2 separate regions of the Homo sapiens genome follow, and region 2 is linked to region 1. A link is an interaction called in ENCODE POLR2A ChIA-PET data of the cell type or tissue named here. Cell type or tissue: HepG2. All regions are shown on one strand. Links, peaks and the distances in the headings refer to the core of each region. The heading gives the core; the rest is flanking DNA. Region 1 has its middle 66 kb from the start of NHLRC1. Region 2 overlaps TPMT (thiopurine S-methyltransferase).

Region 1 (7,677 bases), core at 2,377-6,376:
TACAGGCGCCCGCCACCATGCCCGGCTAATTTTTTGTATTTTTAGTGGAGACGGGGTTTCACCGTGTTAGCCAAGATGGTCTTGATCTCCTGACCTCGTGATCTGCCCGCCTCAGCCTCCCGAAGTACTGGGATTACAGGCGTGAGCCACCAAGCCCAGCCAAGGCCATCTCTTTATCCCTTTCTTCCTCTCTTCCTGCTCTCTGGCTGTGCACAATCAGGCTCCGGTTAACCAGTTGGGGCTTTTATTCTTGGGAGAACTTGAAAGTTCTCCCAGCCACATCAAAGCCTGTTCCTCTAGGACTCCAGGTAGCTGTGTTCACTGATTCCTTCATTCAGTCAGTACTCAACTAAGTGCAAGATGTGCACTTGAGGATGATCTAAAATACAAAGACAAATTAACCTCAGCCACTGCCCTCTAGTAGTTTGCAATTTATTGTATTCCTTCCCAATAGTTCTTGCAAAGTACTTACCCGTGTCCTGTATTTCACAAATTTGGTTTATGTCACTTAATTATGTTTTCTTTCCCACTTTTCATATATCTTGGAAGCACCACATGTGTTATGAGAAGAATATAATAATCTTTGTGTATGTATTGGTAATTTCATAATCGCCAAAACCACACCCTCCTTGGCATAGGTTTAAGAATCAGGAAATCTGGGCTTGAGACCCACTTGTGCTTGTGTGGCCCTCCGTCAGCCACTTAACCTCCCTTGAGTTTCAGTTACTTCACCTGTAAAATATTTCTGGCTTATGTATTGCACAGTTTTTGTGTATGTGTGGATCAAATGAGCAACTGTACAGGTAATCACTTTCACAATATCAAATGACATACAGATGGAAGTTGTTATTGTTAAAAGTTCGTGCCAGAATCAACCTCAGACTTTGCTTATGTGTACAATACAAATGCCATAGAAATAGTAACTAAGAACCGAGGGCCAGTGGCGCAATGGATAACGCGTCTGACTACGGATCAGAAGATTCTAGAAATAGTAACTAAGGGCAGAATTTGGCCCAGGGCACTTTTACCGCAGTTTTTTTTAAGGCAGATGAAAAAAATTAAAGACTTTTTACTCAAAACAGAAAACTTTAAAACAAGAATCAACACTTGCCAAGGACATGGTTTTTAAGTGGATCTTTATGACGGAAATTCAGAGGATGATGGAGACCTTCTGAGATGAGGAACTGAAAGAGAAAAGCCTTTAATGTTATCATCTTCCTCCTCCACCCTTGCACTGCCTTGCTTAGAATTCCTTATCTAATCAACTAGAGTCACACATCTTAACAGTCAAACAATAAAAATGGGATGCACTTTAAGTCTGGATCGTTAGAGGCCAAAAACAACCTGTTGTTCAGGCTGCAATCATCCTGCCCAGAGGGCACTGAGCTCCACTTTCACTTTTAAGGGAACTGCAAATAAAATGCCTTTCTCTCCTGGATTTTGAAATTTTTTCTGTTAAATCTGGTTAAAATACACATTATGTTCACAGAACCTAGCAAAGAAGCAAACTTTATGCTATGAAATGTTAAGTAAAAGAAAGTGCAGTGACATGTTGGGAAGGAAGGGCCTCAGATAATCCAAGTTTCTCCAGCTTGGACGCCTATGTGTTATGGCTGATTCTAGAAAACTAGAAATAGGAGCGGTTAGTGCAAGTCCGCTTGGTGTGGAGATCAGGATGGTGACAATGAGAAGGGGTGAAGGGAATTGGAGGGTACTAACTACTTCAATTAAAAACAACAGAGGCCAGCCATGGTGGCTCACATCTATGTTCCTAGCACTTTGGGAGCATGAGGTGGGAGGATGGCCTGAGCCCAGGAGTTCGAGGGTGCAGTGAGCTGTGATCACAACACAGCCCTCCAGTCTGGGTGACAAAGCAAGACCCTAACTCAAAAAACAAAACAAAACAAAAAGCCACCACCAACAAAGGAAATCTCACACCCACTGTAGGTGTCTACTATCAAAAACACAGAAAATAACAAGAGTCAGTAAGCATGTGGAGAAATTGGAACTCTGTGCACTGTTGCTGTGAATGTAAACTGGTGCAGCTGCTATGGAAATAGTATAGTGGCTTCTCAAAAAATTAAAACCAGAATTACCATATGATCTAGCAATTCCACTTCTGGGCATCCAAAAGAATGGGAAGCAAGATCTCAAAGAAGCATTTGCATACCCATGTTCATCGCAGCATTATTCACAATAGCCAGAAGATGGAAGCAATTCAAGTATGCATTTGTGGATGGACGGATAAACAAAATGTGGTCTATACATCCAGTGGAATATTATTCAGCCTTAAAAAGGAAGGACATCAAGGCCAGGTGCAGTGGCTCACGCCTATAATCCCAGCACTTTGGGAGGCCGAGGCAGGTGGATCACCTGAGGTCAGGAGCTCAAGACCAGCCTGGTCAACATGGTGAAACCCCGTCTCTACTAAAAATATAAAAATTAGTCAGGCATGGTGCTACACATCTGTAATCCCAGCTACTCAGGAGGCTGAGGAGGCAGAATCACTTGAACCTGGGAGACAGAGGTTGCAGTGAGCCGAGATCGCGCCACTGAACTCCAGCCTGGGCAACAGAGTGAGACTCGGTTTCAAAAAGTAAATAAATAAATAAATAAATAAATAAACCTTGAGGACATTATTCTCAGTGAAATAAGCTAGTCACAAATGACAAATATTGTATGGATCCACTTATAGGAGGTACCTAGAGCATTCAAATACATAGAGACAGAAAGTAGAATGATGGTTGCCAGGGACTTGGGGGAGGAGAAAATGGGCAATTTCTGTTCAATGGGCACAGTTTCATTTCTGCAAGATGAAAAAGTTCTGGAGACCTGTTGTACCACAATGTAATAATACTTAACACCACAGAAGCTACTGAAACTTAATTAAAAATGATTGACATTGTAAATTGCATGTTATTTTTATCACCATTTAAAATTTAAAAATTATTTTAAAAATTGAAAAAAAAAAGAACAAAGAGGAAAAGAAAAACCTAAATGAAACCTCACTGCCCAGATTAACCTTATAGTTAATGATGAATTTCTATGTTCAAAGATTCTGGTGGTTTCCCATTCCTGTAAGGTCCAAACTCCTTACAACATTCAAGGGCTTCTTGGAGGTGGCCTCAATGACCCAGCCTCTGAGTCTTACCTTCCACCACCTCTTACAAGCTCTAGCTTCTATAGTCCCTGTACCCTTCTGCACTCTCATCTCCATGATTTTTTTTTTCCAGCCAAAATCTCATCCACTCCTCTGCGTCCGTCCACATGTCCTGGGAAGCCTTCCCTGATCACCTCAGAGGTAAACAGCTCCCCTTCACTGGGTTTATATTTTGCAATTCATCACTGTGTTCTAAGTGTTTGTGAATATATCTCTTAGGAACAGGTCAGCTCCCTGCAGGCAGAGTTAGCACCATATTCATTCAGCATCTTCACGGCACTGGTAATAACAAATATTTGATGTCAGGCAAATCATGTCACTAATCCTCCAGCGGTCACAGTGACTTATACAAGGGCTTCAAAGGATGACATAGTTTCCCCCCAACTGTCACCTCTACTTCTCCGTTCTTGGCTCCTACCACTGTCCCCTTGCTCCATCCCCTCCAACTTCTGCGGCTTCTTTGCTGTTTGCTGGATTCCCTGGGTGTATTCTCACTTTCTGGCCTTTACACAGGCTGATTTCTCTCCCTGAAGGGTTCCTCTCTCAGATTTCTACATGACTCACTCCTCTACCTTCCTCAGGTCTTACTCAAAAGTTACCTTCTGGAAACACCCTTTCCTAAACATCCTATTTAGAACTACAACCCAGTCCCATTTCCCATCCAGCACTCCCTACCCTGTTTCCCATCTTCATTTTTCTCCATTGCATTTACACCAGGTGGCTTGTATTTTATTTATTTGATCTTTGTCTCTTCAGTGGAATGTAAGCTCCATGAGGGCTGGTGTTCTTTTACATTACTCATCGATTAAAAAAAAATCTTGGCCAGGCAAGGTGGCTCAAGCCTATAATCCCAGCACTATGGGAGACCGAGGCGGATGGATCATCTCAGGTCAGGAGTTCAAGACCAGCCTGGTCAACATGGTGAAACCCCATCTCTACTAAAAATACAAAAATTAGCTGGATGCGGTGGCAGGCGCCTGTAATCCCAGCTATTTGGGAGGCTGAGGCAGGACCATCGCTTGAACTGGTCACTGGAAGGCGGAGGTTGCAGTGAGCCGAGATCGTACCATTGCACTCCAGCCTGGGTGACAAAGTGACACTCTGTCTCAAAAAAAAAAAAAAAGAAAAGAAAAAGAAAAAAGAATCTTCAGTCTCCTGCAGTGCTGGCACATAGTAGACTTTTAATAAATAGTTGTCCAATTAATTGAATGAATGAATGAACGGCTATAGAAAGCATTTGCAGTATAAGATTATTGAATAATTTCTGATTGTTATCAAAGTATTTTTTCTGTGAGTGCTCATCCCGGGCTTGGAAAAAAAAGTGAGCACATTTTGCAATACAAGCTCTGCTCTGTCTTCACTGCACAGGATTTAACCTGTACTAACAGCAATTGATTGATGTTTTTCTGTTGGCACACTGTTTAATCATTTCCTGTCACAAACTGAAGCAAAGGTCATGTTAGATAAGCACTCAATTAAGTCTTTAGATGATGGTGACGTGTAAACAGCTTATTAGTCTATACATGTAATTAATTTTAACATTACTTTGCAGGTTGCTTTAATTCTGTAGTAACACAGTCCCTGCTAATTTGCTGCCTATATTCCATTATGGTTCTTAATCTTTTATTAAGTCCCCCCATCCCCCTCCTGCTGTTCCTGCCGCATTTTCTTGTAAAAAATTTCAAACATAGGCAAGTTGGAAGATTTTACAGTGAATCTCCACACTCCTGTCCTTTTGATTCTACTATTTACATTTAACACACTTGCTTTAACACTTAACTATCAATCCCCAATTAAGCCACTTTTAAAAAGTTATCCACTCATCCATTCTAATTAAGTATTTTATTTTCCCTCAAGTGTGATTTGGGGTTAGAAATGCAAATTCTTGAATCCCAACCTAGGCCTACTGTATCCAAAACTGGGAGGGAGGTCTCAAGGTGGTTGGGGCTGGGGTAGGGAAGAACAACCACAATCTGTGTTTTTGTTTTTGTTGTTGTTGTTGTTTTGTTTTGTTTTTGAGACAGCATCTTGCTCTGTCACCCAAGCTGGAGAGCTATGGTGCAGTCTTGGCTCACTGCAACCTCCGCCTCACAGGTTCAAGCAATTCTTCTGCCTCAGCCTCCCAAGTAGCTGGGATTACAGGTGTGCGCCACCATGCCCAGCTAATTTTTGTATTTTTAGTAGAGAGGGGGGTTTCATCATGTTGGCCAGGCTGGTCTCGAACTCCTGACCTCAAGTGATCCACCTGCCTTGGCCTCCCAAAATGCTGGGAGTACAGGCGTGAGCCACTGAGCCCAGCCTCACAATCTGTATTTCTGACAAATTCTCCAGTGATTCTGAAGCTAGTTCAAGTTTGAGAAGCACCATTTTAAATAAACCTATGTGACTCAGTCTACCTGTTTCCATGGAGATCCACTCGCACCATTGAAGTTAGAGGTCTCCTCCGGTGCGTTACCAAAGGGAGACCCTAATGATACAGCTGTACCCAGGAGCCTTCCTCCATCACACACATGCCAACTTATTTGTCAACATTAACTGGTGCAGTACAGTTTTAGTGATGTGGTTAAGAAGTTCAGGCTCTGGAACTAAATAGATCTGGGATGGAATCTCAGCTCCACCAAGCTATATGGATTCAGCTAAGTTACTTTTCCTTTGTGAGCCTTGTTTTCTCATCTTTAAAGTGGAGTATGGAAGAGCACATCCCTCACAGCAAATAGTTATCCAGCCTCTTCTGTGCATCAAGCATTGTAGATCCTGTTCTGGATGCTGGGGAAGTAGTGGTGAGGCAAGGCAAAGCTCAGTTCTCTTGGAACCTTCATTCTATAGGAGAAACTTACAGTAAACACACACAAATAGAAATAATTTCAGGCTGGGCATGGTGGCTCATGCCTGTAAACCCAGCACTTTAGGGTTGGGGCCAGGAGGATCGCTTTGAGCTCAGGAGTTGGAGACCAGCCTGGGCAAAATGTTGAAACCCTGTTTCTATTTAAAACAAACAAACAAGCAAACAAAACAAACAAATTATCTAGGCATGGTGGCATGCGTCTGTGGTTCCAGCTATCTGGCTACTTGAGAGGCTGAGGTGGGAGGATCACGTTGAACCCGACAGGTCAAGGCTGCAGTGAGCCATGATCGTACCACTGCACTCCAGCCTGGGTGACAGAGTGAGATCCTGTCTCAGAAAGAAAAAAAAAAAAAAAAGAATTTCAGAGAGTGAAGAATGCTAAGGAGACTGTAAAACAGACTATTGAGACCAAATGACTTACTTTAAAATTCGAGGTTAGGAAAAGCCTCTCTGAGAAGGTGAAGAAATACAGAGGGGCAGAAAGCCAGTGTGGGTGCAGGACAGTGGGAGAAAGTGACGCCAGAGAAGAGGGCAGGAGCCAGTGCAGAGCCATCCTTTATTGTAGAGAGTTTGGCTTTAATTCTTATTGCAGCAGGGAGCGATTCCTGCTTCCTATTCATCCCCCACACCATGCCCTGCATTTCAGGTGCAAATTTCATAATCTGGTCCCAATCAAGTTATGTGTGCCTCTTTCTTCCTCCCTTTCTGCCTGCCTCCTTTCCTTCCTCCTCTTGCTCATCCTCTTTCCATCAACATCAAACACTGATCAAGTATCTCTGTTAGGTTGTAGGGACGCTAAGGGGATGGTGTCCTCAAGATTTATCTATGTTGTAGCATGTGACAGGATCTCCTTCCGTTTTAAGGCTGAATAACATTTCATTGAAGTATGTACCACATTTTGTTTATTTACTCATCTTTGAGATTCTGCTTTAATTCTTTTGGAATATACCCAGAAATGGAATCGCTGAATCTTGCGGGAATTACATTTTTAACTTTTGGAGGAGCCACCAATTGTTTTTCATAGTCACTGCACCATTTTACAATCCCATCAACAGTGCACAAGTGTTCCAATTGCTCTTCATGCTTGCCAACATTTGTTATTTTCTTTTTTTTTCTTTTGAGACGGAGTCTCGCTCTGTCGCCCAGGCTGGAGTGCAGTAGCGTGATCTCCGCTCGCTGCAAGCTCCGCCTCCCGGGTTCATGCCATTCTCCTGCCTCAGCCTCCTGAGTAGCAGGGACTATAGGCGCCCGCCACCATGCCTGGCTAATTTGTTTGTATTTTTAGTAGAGACGGGGTTTCACCATGTTAGCCAGGATGGTCTTGATTTCCTGACCTCGCGATCGTCTGCCTCGGCCTCCCAAAGTGCTGGCATCACAGGCGTGAGCCACTGTGCCTGGCCAACATTTGTTATTTTCTATTTGTTCGGCTTTCTTAAAAAAGTAGCCATCCTGGCAGGCTGTGGTGCTCACTCCTGTAATCCCAGCACTTTGGGAGGCTGAGGCAGGAGGATTGCTGGAGCCCAAGAGCTCAAGACCCACCTGGGCAACATAGTGAGACCTCTGTCTCTATTAAAAAATTTTTTTAAATTAAAAATAAATTTAAAGTAGCCACCCTAATGGTGTGAGGTTATATCTCAATGTGGTTTGATTTGCATTTCTCTAATGATTTATT
Region 2 (7,677 bases), core at 1,638-5,637, 89 kb after region 1:
ATCATTTTTCCTTTCTAACAAAGAGCAGCCTATAAAATCGAGCTGCAGACATAGATGCCGGCAGTTTGTGCCAATCATGTTCAAAATGGTGGCTCTATCTTCCCTTCTCTGTCAGCCACCTGTAGAGTAAGAAGCAGACAACATGGTGCCAGCGAAGGGAAGAGTTCATTTGCATAATAAGATTAGGGTGGGGCGACCAGCCTTCCCAGCACGTTATGTAAACATCACACTTGATCAAACCAATCTGTGAGCCCTATGTAAATCAGACACTGACTCCTCAGGCTGCACTATAAAATCCGGCGCTTCTACACCTGGCAGGTTTTTTCCTCTCGGAAGTCCCCTCTCTCTCACTAAAGAGAGAGCTGTTTTATTTTCTCTTTCTCTTTTTTTTTTGCCTATTAAACCTCCACTCCTGAACTCCTCATGTGTGTCTCTGTCCTAAATTTTCCTGGCACAAGACGACGAACCTGGGGAATTTACCCCAGACAAGGTAGCCACTTCACAACCTCTGCAGTGACTTGGTCAATGACTGCCAGCTTCCCTGATTTTTACTACCACACTTCTTCCAATTTAGGATCAGCCAGAGAAAGGCAAACATGCTCCCCAAACCAATCACATAGGATGCCCCGTTCCTAGTTGCCCACCTCCAGCTTCCCTGTGCCAACAGCCTCGCAACAGCACATGCCGGGAGCTTTTACTTTTGTCCACTTTTAAGCTTCCCCACTCCTCTGCCTGCCTTTGAGTCTCTGCCAGATTCTCTCTGCTTGTTCCCACTTGGGTAGTGTTTGTTTATTTACACTGGCTCATTCTGCTCACAGCATAAAGACCACTCCCAAACCTATCATTTTGAGCCCAAACCTCACTCCATGCTTCAGACATAAAACCTTCACCACTCCACAGGTCCCTTAAACTCATCATCTCTAGAAAAAGATTCATTCTTTCTGCCCTTCTCATTTATTCTTGACCATCCAGCCAGTCATCTGAGCCAGAAATGTGAACTCATCGCTCCTTTGGTCCTCATTCGGTCACAGAATCCTGCGGGTCTATCGTAAATGTTGCTTTAATCCATCCTAACCACTCTCTATGCCCCATCACTCTCCTTGCTCAGGGATTCATGATGTCTTTCCTGGACCACTGCCATAGCCTCCTGTCTCTCTGCCAGGAGGCTACTTCCCTTCAAATCACTTCCTATGAGGCCTCATGGGTGATTTAAGTAGTATCTTCCCGAGGTGTCCAAGACCATGGACCCAGGCCCTGCCTGATTCCAGCTCTATCTGTCACCATGCTTCAGGAAGCACCGCCAGGTTGGGCAGGTAACTCCCATCTCTTCCCTTAATACCCTGTGTCTTTACACTTAGCTCCATGCATTACAAATAGCTTTGTCCCTGTTTCTCTTCTCTCCTAAACTAAGAGATTCTTTAGGGGTGGGAGTGAGGGGGGTGTGCTGTGTTATCTTTATCTCTTCAATGTCTTAGGCAGGGTCTGGCACATGATGGGTTCTCAGAAAATGCGTGTTAATAAAAATAAAACAAGCCTAAAAGCTTGAGTACAGAGAGGCTTTGACCTCAGCTTTTATATACATATGTCTATACCTATTTAGGTAGCTATCACCTATATTTTTAAGCCCTTGCTTCTTATACTATATAGTATCTACAGTGAATCTGCGTGCTAAATAGGAACCATCGGACACATGAATGGTATCCTCATAATACTCACACTGAGAAAAACTTTTGTGGGGATATGGATACAATTATTTACCCAAATCAAAACAAACCTTAAATACTTTGGTTCCAGGAATTTCGGTGATTGGTTCTTCTGAGTAAGAAAGATTCTGCTCTGTAAAAAATTCTTGTATCCCAAGTTCACTGATTTCCACACCAACTACACTGTGTCCCCGGTCTGCAAACCTGCATAAAATCATACATTTACACTTAAATTATGTTTTCAAATGACTAAATAGAGGGTTATATTAGAGTAAGCATATATTTTCTTTAATTTAGAGGAATTTATATGAATTCAGGTTCATAGGGTTTCAAAGAACATGCAGGAAAGCAGATCTATATTATTTTCAAACCTTATAAAAATTCTGAAAAACTGACTTATATGAATTCAGGAAACAATAAAAATTTGGAAAATTATATATATCTTTTTTTATGTATGAAACAGTTGGAATGTAATTATAGATATATAACAAAATACTGATTTAATACAAATTGATTTGACTAGAGGAAATGCTTTTCAATTTCTCTAAATCAGCACTGCCCATTAAAATTTTCTGCATTGATGAAAATGTCTATATCTGTCGCTGTCCAATAAAATAGGCATTAGCCACATTGGTTCCTCGTGATTGAGGAACTGAATTTTACATTTTATTTAGTTTACATTTAAATAGCCACATGTGGCTAGTAGCTACTGTACTAAAGTGAACAGGTCTAGAACATTAGCACTCATTTGTATACTAATCTTGTAGTTTCCATTTGCTTAAAATAAACACTATCCAAAAATTTGTATATTTTATCATATACAAATAGCATTGTCCTGGTAATTTTATTTATTTATTTATTTATTTTTGAGACGGAGTCTCACTTTGTTGCCCAGGCTGGATGGAGTGCAATGGCACAATCTCGGCTCACTGCAATCTCCACCTCCTGGGTTCAAGCGATTCTCCTGTCTCAGCTTCCTGAGTAGCTGGGATTACAGGTGCCTGTCACCATGCCTGGCTAATTTTTGTATTTTTAGTAGAGACGGGGTTTCACCATGTTGGCCAGGCTGGTCTCGAGCTCCCGAACTCAGGTGATCCACCTGCCTCAGCCTCCCAAAGTGCTGGGATTACAGGCGTGAGCCACCACACCCGGGCTTTTCCTGGTAATTTTGAGGAAAAGAGGAAAATTTTTTCCTCAAAAAAAATTTTTTTTTTGAGACAGAATCTCACTCTGTCAGCCAGGCTGGAGTACAGTGGCACAATCTCAGCTCACTGCAACCTCCACCTCCCGAGTTCAACCAATTCTCCTGCCTCAGCCTCCAGAGTAGCTGGGATTACAGGTGTGCCCCACCATACCCGGCTAATTTTTGTATTTTTAGTAGAGACGGGGTTTCACCGTGTTGGCCAGGCTGGTCTCGAACTCCTGACCTCAAATGATCTGCCTGCCTCAGCCTCCCAAAGTGCTGGGATTACAGTCCTGGTAAGTTTTATAATGAACAGAATTCAGTCTCAGGATCTTGGACTCAAGAGAAAACAGTACCAGTGGTACAAATATCTAGGCACAGTTATGATTTTATGTCAAGTGAAATAAAAACATAGTTCTGCTATAATGTAACAAGTGCCTTCCTAAAATCACTGCACTATGCTAAATCACGCACTAAAAATCCCCAGGCTGGTGGGGAAAGTGAGGGCACAGCATTTAAAAACTTGGTCAGTGCCACATTAAAAAACAAAAACAGGAACCTAATAATAACAGTTTTATACATGTTAAATGGTTGAGAAATAGATAAATACTACAATATGGCACTTTACGGTGAAAAAGACCTAATGCTCACTAAGGTAGCTGGGGGATGTTGGTGCATTCCATCTATTCATACCTGGTTTAGTTCAACTGGGTGCAGTTTTCTGCTTTTACCTAAGGCTTCTTATAGATGAAATCACACACAAGCAAATGTGAAATTTATTTCATGCTCAAATTTTTCCCTAATATATCAATTGAGTTAGAATTCAGTTTTGAAACAAGTATAGCAGGACTGACTGTACCTTTTATCTACAAAAGAGTACGTACTTTCAATGTGGGCAGAGCATGAACTGTTTAGTTGTAAAATGAAACATATAACTTGTCTTTCATCTTTCGTATTTCTTAGGATATCTGTAAACATACAGGGAGTTTAAAAATTCTCCCTACATTTTTTAAGTTATAAAATGTAAACAAAAACATTATTCAAATTGGCTGTATGTGTTTTTATTTCCCATTCAACAGATGGAAAAATGAAGCATAGCCTACTACAACCTGTAATAAAAACAAAATAAGACCAAGTGTGGTGGCTTATGCCTGTTATCCCAGCATGTTGGGAGGGAGGATCTCTTGAGCCCAGGAGTTCAAGGTTGCAGTGAGCTATGATCATGCCACTGCACTCCACCCTGGGTGACAGAGTGGGACTGTCTCAAAAAACCAAAAACCTAAACCTAAATATCTTAAACATTTTGTTTTAATGCTTTTTGGCCTTAGCTCATGGTCAGTTTTTCTATTCACATCTCATGTCTGTATAGACCTCAATACATAGATCAGTTACATAAATGAAAAATCATCTACTATCATAACTTCTTAACTTCTTACATGTAATTACAGTAGCTCAGTTCATATATATATATACATAAAAATAACTGTATTTACGTATATATACATATATATATATTTTTTGGAGACAGAGTCTCACTCTGTCACCTAGGCTGGAGTGCATGGGCTCATTGCAACCTCCGCCTCCTGGATTCAAGCAATTCTCCTGCTTCAGCTTCTCAGGTAGTTGGGATTACAAGCGTACGCTGCCATGCCTGGCTAATTTTTGTATTTTTAGTAGAGATGGGTTTTCACCATGTTGGCCAGGCTGGTCTCGAACTCCTGACCTCAAGTGATCCGCTCACCTAATTAAAGGTGTGAGCCACCGCACCTGGCCAGTTCTGATATTTTTTGTAATGTCTTTATTACAAATGGCTTTAGACCCCAAATATTCAACAATCACATTTAATTGGCTATTTCATACCATTTTCCTAATGTTGCCTCAGAACCTGTTTGTACTACATTGTTACCATTTATGGTGACATCACATGACAATCTGTTTATAGAGTTAATTTTTTTTGAGGGTAATTTTGAAAGTAACTATCTCTTCTGGCTCAATGAATTGGTTAAAATATATGTCATAATATAGTTTAAATATTCTCAATTTCATGACCACACTTGAATCTTAAAGTCATAGCAGCCCTCTAACAAAGGCTCTCAGCTACAGTTGATTGGTTGCTGGCTGCAAAAATTCTATCATCTCTACTTGAAAATCAACTCCCAAAAAATGCATGCATACTCTGCGTTAGTCACCGATATTTATATTCAGAATAGACCATTTTTTAGGTTATTATATTTTACATTTATTAATATTTTATTTTAAATTTATTTTTTGAGGCAGGGTCTATGTTGTCCAGACTGGTCTCAAATTCCTGGGCTCAAGAGATCCTTCTGTCTTGGCCTCCCAAAGTGCTGGGATTACAGGCGGAGGCCACCACACCTGGCGCATTTACTAACCTTTTCATACATTCTTTTTTCTTTCCTGCTCAGTGGTCAAAGTTCTCAACATTCAAGCTTATAAATAAATGCATATCTTGGCAGGTATGATTGTATCTGTATATTATCATTACAAGAGAGTTCAGTATAGAGAATGATGTCGAGGTGACTTTAGGGTAACTCATAGTAAAAGTGGCTTGTTAAAGTGAATTCTCTTTGTAGAGAATTACTCACAAGAAATACTTTCTTAATCACTGGTTTTATAACAATGATTCACGATAACAGAAACTCCTGTGTTCCCTGGTGGGAGGGGAAGGTTGAGCTGAACTGTGGACTATGAACATTGTCCTGCCAAAAAGCTGTAATTCATTTTGAATTTCTCTGTCCACCACCATTTCAAATATCTAAAAATTAACTTAGCTAAATTCCTAAACCACCTACAAAAACTGAACCACATACAAGGATCCAGGAAATGTAAAAGGGAAGGCTGTTTTTTCTCCCCCCATTGGCTCCAAACTGATTTTTTAATTTCAAAACTCAATCCAGAAAGACTTCATACCTGTTTCTGTTGTTTCTTACTGTTTGAGAATATTATTTCCAATTATATACCCATCACTAATAGAAAAATAAGGAATTTCTGTGTATTTCCTGAAAATGGAGTTTTAAAACTCACATCCTGTTAAATCACCCAAAGAATTCATCATTAAGGCAAGATAATTCTGTTAATGTTTATCTGCTCATACCATTTCATCTCAACCGCTTTTCCGCAAAGAGGAAAAAATACCCTCAGTCCACTCTTGCCTTTAAGGAAAGTATCTAAATGCTTCTTTAATAGCCTGAAGAGGAAAAAAAAAAAGGTTTTAGGACAATTGTATGGTAGGTGAACACTTTTCATTCATTATCTCACTTAATATTCCCAACAACCTTAATAAGCAGTTACTATTAATTATTATAATCTCCAGCTTACATATGAAGAAACAGGTAACTTGCTCAGACACACACCCAGTCAGTGGTAAATCTGACTTACACCCAGGGCTTTCCTGATTAGTAATTAAAAATAATTTTTTTTTCTTGGGGATGTTTTGAAAATTCTTTATTAATTCTCTAAATATGTACTATTTTGGGGGTGATGGAGCCTCTGGAGCCATGGATTTTTCAACATTAATTTCATGGTACGTTCTCTAAACGTGTACTCAAGCCTCGGAAGTAAACCTGAGAAGTGTAACTCCTGTAGTTTCTTGTAATTCCCTCTGTGGAGATGTGGCTCTTCTAAGGCCATCCACATGACAGAAATAACCCAGTGTTTCTGGTATGATGATGATGATGATGATGATGTCATCTCCTGGGGAGATGGGCGTGGCTGCCCAGAACAAGGAATGTCTCTAACAACCACTTTACTCAGCACTGGTCCCATGATTTATTGCTGCTATGAAGACTACTACTACATTGCACAACATCCTAACTCACTTTATAATTTCTCGCAACTTCTTTTCTCCCACCATAGAGATAATTCTTTAACATCTGAACACATCCTATTGGAAAGCAAAGTCAGACACCACTGATTTTCAGTATGAAGAATTGTAAGCATAAACATTGCTTGAGCACCTGTTGTAGGTATAAATATTCAGGGCCAATACATAGGTGCCGTAGGGATCAAAGAACATATTTTATAAATCTAAGATGTCATCATTTGTAAGCCACACCATTATTTACACACTGTGGGAAGAAAAGACTCTGCCAATTAAACTACATCATGCCACAGATGCACTGTGACTCGGGAGACACAAAAATGTGAAGAATTAAATGTGCATCCTAAAAGTTAGTCAAATAATGTGTACTTTTATTATTTCTATCTCAAAGTCACTTTTTGATAGAACATTTCTCTATTGTATACCAAATATTTCTTACTGATGTCCTTGTTCCTGATGAAAAGCAGTCTTGCCGTTCACCCACTTGTCTTGCCATTCTTCCAGAGTTAGTACTTGGTTTTTCTGTACCTCAGTATCCGAGTACTCTTCAATGTCAAGTGAAGTTCTTGTACCATCCATAGTTTCAGAGACACCTTTGTCTCACAAGCATATGTCTTCCGTGCCTACGTGGAAAATATTTGCAATGTTGTCATTTAAGGTCATTGGAATTCTATTGATGAACTAAATGAAAACCTATTATTCTTAGCAGTATGACTTTTTAAAAATATTTCTTTCTTTTTTTATTTCTGGTTTTATTTTTGAGATGGAGTCTCACTCTGTCTCCCAGCCTGGGGTACAGTAGTGTGATCTTGGCTCACTGCAACCTCTGCCTCCCAGGTTCAAGCAATTCTGCTGCCTCAGCCTCCCAAGTAGCTGGGACTGCAGGTGTGCACCATCATGCCCAGCTAATCTTTCTTTCCTTGTTTTTTTTTTTTTCAGAGACAAGGTCT

Evidence for each region. ChIA-PET counts read pairs that join two places held together with the same protein. Peaks named below come from ENCODE experiments on the same cell type or tissue, not always from the same donor. Only the 100,000 strongest peaks of a DNase experiment are listed, where the experiment ranks them.
Region 2: POLR2A ChIA-PET joins it to region 1 with 5 read pairs; 4 of 35 experiments call an interaction of 5 or more read pairs at or near these places.

The regions. Positions count from the first base shown.
Region 1 is chr6:18,052,452-18,060,128 of GRCh38, forward strand. No RefSeq gene overlaps it. Among named protein-coding and RNA genes, the nearest start is that of NHLRC1, 66 kb to the right of the region's middle. In HepG2, for the core only: no CTCF peak of the experiment used is centred there; a DNase peak (open chromatin) is centred at 4,550; H3K4me3 peaks cover 267 bases.
Region 2 is chr6:18,141,822-18,149,498 of GRCh38, forward strand. TPMT (thiopurine S-methyltransferase) reads right to left here. Exons shown (of 9, transcript NM_000367.5): 2 at 7,167-7,350; 3 at 6,002-6,094; 4 at 1,775-1,907. The coding sequence starts at 7,306. Among named protein-coding and RNA genes, the nearest start is that of TPMT, 9.4 kb to the right of the region's middle. RefSeq lists an enhancer at 4,899-6,098. In HepG2, for the core only: no CTCF peak of the experiment used is centred there; a DNase peak (open chromatin) is centred at 5,570.